Linked DNA regions of Homo sapiens: region 2 is linked to region 1. Evidence: read pairs that join two places in POLR2A ChIA-PET (ENCODE). Cell type or tissue: GM12878. All regions are shown on one strand. Links, peaks and the distances in the headings refer to the core of each region. The heading gives the core; the rest is flanking DNA. Region 1 has its middle 31 kb from the start of SGPP1. Region 2 has its middle 26 kb from the start of PPP2R5E.

Evidence for each region. Peaks named below come from ENCODE experiments on the same cell type or tissue, not always from the same donor. Only the 100,000 strongest peaks of a DNase experiment are listed, where the experiment ranks them.
Region 2: POLR2A ChIA-PET joins it to region 1 with 11 read pairs; 3 of 35 experiments call an interaction of 5 or more read pairs at or near these places.

What each region holds. Positions count from the first base shown.
Region 1 is chr14:63,758,057-63,760,867 of GRCh38, reverse strand. No RefSeq gene overlaps it. Among named protein-coding and RNA genes, the nearest start is that of SGPP1, 31 kb to the right of the region's middle. In GM12878, for the core only: no CTCF peak of the experiment used is centred there; DNase peaks (open chromatin) are centred at 668 and 1,262; H3K4me3 peaks cover 479 bases; H3K27ac peaks cover 1,203 bases.
Region 2 is chr14:63,567,526-63,570,336 of GRCh38, reverse strand. It overlaps the pseudogene RPL31P5. Among named protein-coding and RNA genes, the nearest start is that of PPP2R5E, 26 kb to the right of the region's middle. In GM12878, for the core only: no CTCF peak of the experiment used is centred there; no DNase peak of the experiment used is centred there.

The DNA.
Region 1 (2,811 bases), core at 55-2,554:
TAGAGGTACAAGGCCAGGCGTGGTGGCTCACGCCTGTAAACCCAGCACTTTAGGAGGCTGAGGAGGGTGGATCACGAGGTCAGGAGATCAAGACTATCCTGGCCAACATGGTGAAACCCCGTCTCTACTAAAAATACAAAAATTAGCTGGGCGTGGTGGTGCACGCCTATAGTCCCAGCTACTCGGGAGGCTGAGGCAGGAGAATCACTTGAATCCGGGAGACGGAGGTTGCGGTGAGCTGAGATCATGCTGCTGCACTCCAGCCTGGCAGAAAAGCGAGACTCTGTCACAAAATAAATAAATAAATAAATAAAAATAGAGGTACAGGCCTGGCGCAGTGGCTCATGCCTGTAATCCCAGCACTTTAGGAGGCCAAGGCAGGTGGATCACTTGAGGTGAGGAGTTCGAGACCAGCCTGGGCAACAAGGCGAAACCCTGTCTCTACAAAAACTACCAAAAAATTAGCCGGACATGGTGGCACACTCCTGTGGTCCCAGCTACTCAGAAAGCTAAGGTGGGAGGATCACCTGAGGTTTCAATGAGCTGGTATCATGCCACTACACTCCAGCCTGGGCAACAGAGCAAGACTCTGTCTCAAAAAAAAAAAAATACAATATGCTATGAGGAAGCATAGGAGGGAAACTACAGGGTAGCCTCAAAAGTTTCACATCAGAAGTAATATTTGTGCTGAGTCTTAAAAAACAAGTAGAAGTGTGTCAATCCTATCTCTAACTTTCAATCTCTAAAAGAGAAGCAAAATGCAAAAACAAATCTCTATTGCAGATGGAGATTCAGAACTTTGTAAAAAAAAAAAATTTCTTTCAGTTTATTACCTCCTTGATCTTTTCTGCTTAGGATATTGACCTAACACTGAGTGGCTTAGTAAATATAAATTTAATACTTGATAAGCCTTACTCCTTAATATTTTCTTGTTTCAGTGAACAAGGTTCCTTTTCTTCAGGAACATTAGATTTTCTTCCCCCTGTGTGTGGCTCAATATTAATTTCCCATCCCCTTATCTGTGTGCCTGCCAAAAATGGAGACTACAGAGATTGGAAATACATTCTGAGCTCCTGCGTGAATTTCCTGAATTATTTCCTTATTCCTGAGGAAGGATCTCCAAGAAGGTGAAGAGAAGCAGCCAAAAATTATTTTAATTCAAACCAGCAGTGGTTGTCTTTGTACAGTGACGGCTTCCTAGATCACATGGTAAAGTAAGTCTTAGACATACTCTGTCCTTGCTCTGCCCACATCCTCTGCTTCATGGACTGTGCCTGACAGTTTCATTTTTGCTTTCAACCATTCCTATAAAATTCTAGAAAACACGATTTCGAGCAGGGATGCCAAATTTTGAACCTGACTAGTAGATAAATCCAATCCTCAAAAAAATGAATGCAAAGTATAGCACGAAGGCATGCAAAAATTTGGTTCTTACTTTTTCTGCTATTTACTCTCAAATCTTTTTTTTAAATAATGGAAATACAACATGTAAACATTTTTTTTTTTTTTTAGACAGAGTCTTACTCTGTCACCCAGGCTGGAGTGCAGTGGCGCGATCTCGGCTCACTGCAACCTCTGCCTCCTGGGTTCAAGCGATTATCCTGCCTCAGCCTCCCGAGTAGCTGGGACTACTGGTGTGTGCCACCACACTCGGCTAATTTTTGTATTTTTAGTAAGATGGAGTTTCACCTAGTTGGCCAGGCTGGTCTCGAACTCCTGACCAGCCTTGGCCTCCCAAAGTGGTGGGATTACAGGCGTGAGCCACCGTGCCCAGCCTGCATGTAAATAAATTTAAAATATTCTTTTTTTTTTTTTGAGACTGAGTCTCGCTTTGTTGCCCAGGCTGGAGTGCAGTGGCACAGTCTCGGCTCACTGCAACCTCCTTGTCCTGGATTCAAGTGATTCTCCTGCCTCAGCCTCCCCAGTAGCTGGGATTACAGGTGCCCATCACCAGGCCTGGCCAATTTTTTGTATTTTTAGTAGAGAAGGGGTTTCACCATGTTGGCCAGGCTAGTCTTGACCTCCTGACCTCGTGATTTGCCCACTGCAGCCTCCCAAAGTGCTGGGATTACAGGCGTGAGCCACTATGCCCAGCCTAAAATATTCTTAAAAAAAAAAAAAAAAAAAATCTGTGCTCGCTTCTGCAGCACATATGCTAAAATTAAAAAAAAAAAAAATCTAGACCTACAGATTTTTTGGAGGCAAGATCTCACTCTGCCACCCAGGCTAGAGTGCAGTGATGCAATCATAGCTCACTGCAACCTCAAACTCCTGGGCTCAAGGGATCTTCCCACCTCAGCCTCTTGAGTAGCTGGGAATAAAGGCACACATCACCATGCCAAGGTCACGCCACTGCACTCCAGCCTGGGTGACAGAGGGAGACTCTGTCTCAAAAGAAAAAAAAAGCCTCTTTATATTTTTATTTCATCCTTAAAAATGTCTATATATTGCATAATGTATGTTATATATTAATACAGTAAATACATATATAATGTATAAATAAATAACATGCAAAAAAAAGTTTGAATACCACTCATTTAAAATTGGTACCCTTTGATTTCATATGTTTTGTTCATATTTTGAGAAGGCTGTAGGATAAATTTTCAAAGGGAACAAACTGAAATGCATAGCTAGATATAAGTTGTTTAATTATTGCATTTGGACTGTTGACCTTTGCAATACTCATTGTATACTAAAAATCAAGTTAAAATAAAGTCTTGTTTAATTTTTATAGATTGTAAAAATAATTAAGAGAATTTGAAAATGACATAAATATAAAATAAAGGCAAAATATCATGGGACTGCCAGGCA
Region 2 (2,811 bases), core at 180-2,679, 190 kb after region 1:
CCGGGTAATTTTTGTATTTTTAGTAGAGACAGGGTTTCACCATGTTGTCCAGGCCGGTCTCGAACTACGACCTCAAGTGATCTGCCCACCTCAGCCTCCCAATGTGTTGGGATTATAGGCATGAGCCACCGTGCCTGGCCTTTTTTTTTTTTTTTTTTTTTGGAGACTGAGTATACCTCTATTGCCCAGGCTGGAGTGCAGTGGCGAAATCTTGGCTCACTGCAATCTTCGCCTCCCAGGTTCAAGAGATTCTCCTGCCTCAGCCTCCCAGGTAGCTGGGATTACAGGCACCTGCCACCATGCCTGGGTAATTTTTGTATTTTTAGTAGAGATGGGGTTTCACCATGTTGACCAGGCTGGTCTTGAACTCCTTACCTTAAATGATCCGCTTGCCTCAGCCTCCCAAAGTGTTGGGATTACAGGCATGAGCCACCACACCCGGCCATCTTCATTTTTTATATAAAATCAATGCAAAGAGTGGTTGCATTATTTTCAGGTGCATTCAGGAAATTTCAAGTAGTTTTTCTTAGCTTTTGCATAAAGTGTAAAGTAGGAAGAATGAAAGGTAGTAGAGCTAGAAAGATAATCAAGTGATCAGAATACAAAGGTATGGACCCAGTGTGGTGGCCCACACCTGTAATCCCAACACTTTGGGAGGCCAAAGTGGGTGGATCACCTGAGGTCAGGAGTTTAAGACCAGCCTGGCCAACATGGTGAAACCCTGTCTCTAAAAAAAAAAAAAAAAAAAATACAAAAATTAGCTGGGCATGGTGGCAGTTGCCTGTAATCTCAGCTACTTGGGAGGCTGAGGCAGGAGAATTGCTTGAACCCAGAGGCAGAGGTTGCAGTGAGCTGAGATCACACCATTGCACTCCAGCCTGGGCTACCAGAATGGAACTCGGTCTCAAAAATACAAACAAACAAAACAAAACAAAAATTAAGATATGGCTTGTGTGCTATTCAAATTGCTCAAGGACTCAATAATTTGATCAATTCTGTAAAATGAGTTTTTGGATTTTCTGAAATGGAAAGGAGACCCGGGATAGCAGTGATGATGCCATGTTACTGCCTACCTGTGGGAAAGAACTGTCTCTCTGTTCCTCCTACTTCCTACCCCTTAAATGCAAAGAAATGGCAGCAAGAAAGAAGCTGAGGAAAGGACTACTAATTTAATCAATATTCATTGAAATAAATTTGTACTAAGCACTTGCTTAGTACAAATGCTTGTACAAGCATTTGTGTATGTGGCCCAAATCCAATCCATGTGATCATAACAGTCTATCAAAGCAGCAATGCCACTGTTTCAGTAAAGAAAGTGTTTTTACGGCCGGGTGCAGTGGCTCATGCCTGTAATCCCAGCACTTTGGGAGGCTGAGGCGGGTGGATCACCTGAGGTCAGGAGTTTGAGACCAGCCTGGTCAACATGGTGAAACCCTGTCTCTACTAAAAATACAAAAAATTAGCCGGGTGTGGTGGCAGGCGCCTGTGAGCCCAGCTACTCAGGAGGCTGAAGCAGGAGAATCTCTTAAACCCGGGAGGTGGAGGTTGCAGTGAGCTGAGATTGCACCACTGTACTCCAGCCTGGGCAACACAGTGAGACTCCGTCTCAAACAAACAAAAAAAATGAAGCATTTTTAGGCCAGGCAAAGTGGCTCACACCTGTAATCCCAGCACTTTGGGAAGCTGAGGTGGGCAGATTGCTTGACCTCAGGAGTTCAAGACCAGCCTGGGCAACATGGTAAAACCCTGTCTTTACTAAAAATACAAAAAAAAAAAAAAAAAATTAGCCAGGTGTGGTGGCATGCGCCTTTAGTCCCAGCTAGTTGGGGGCTGAGGTGGGAGGATCACTTGAACCTGGGAGGCAGGGTTTCAGTGAACCGAGATTGTGCCACTGCTGCACTCCAGCCTGAGCCACAGAGTGAGACACTGTCAAAAAAGAAAAAAAAAAAAAAAGCATAGGTTGAGAAATAGAAAGCATTTCTGTTTGTTTGTTTTATAAGTTCATTTGATGTATTCGACAATCAGTGGTTAGTTCTCATCCACATTGACTGTAGATTTTTGAAAACGGTAACACGTACATGGGTAACCAAAGTATAGAGCTTGTTTGTTGAATTTTCATCCTCGTTACGTTTTCTGGACAACCACACAGGGATACGGTATGGGACAATCCTTATTCCTTTGGCCCAAACAGCTTTGTTGAGCCTAGTATCAATGTGCACATCTGGAGTGCCCATCTCCTTCATGGCACATTTTTGGATCTCTTCGAGTGCCCGAGGGGCACACTTCTTGAAGCCCACACCATGGATGCGCTTGTGAATGCTGATGGCAGAAAGGCTCTTCTTCTTGCCATCCTTCTTTGCAAGAGCGATCCTGCCGGGCCCAAGTTGGAAAGCAAGAGAACTACAGATTGTGGGAGAAAGAAAGCAGCGGTTCCCTGAAGGTATTTCTTGAAACACTGGAGGAGAATGGAGCTAGCTCAAATGGGAATAGATGAGATTTATAGTCACTCCTCCATCCCTGCAACATATCTACTTTAAATTCTTGGTTATGTTAATTTGTAGGTCTCAAGGCATTACATCAAGACATCATAAATTACATTGGGAGCTAAGGTGAGGAGTTTAGCAAGATCTCATAAGCTATCTGGTTCTCTTACCTATTAAATGAGAGGTCAAGACAAACTGAGTTATCAGGGACTTTTGTTTTTTTGAGACAGAGTTTCACTCTTATTGTCCAGGCTGGAGTGCTGGAGTGCAATGGCGCAATCTCGCCTCACCACAGCCTCCGCCTCCTGGGTTCAAGCAATTCTCCTGC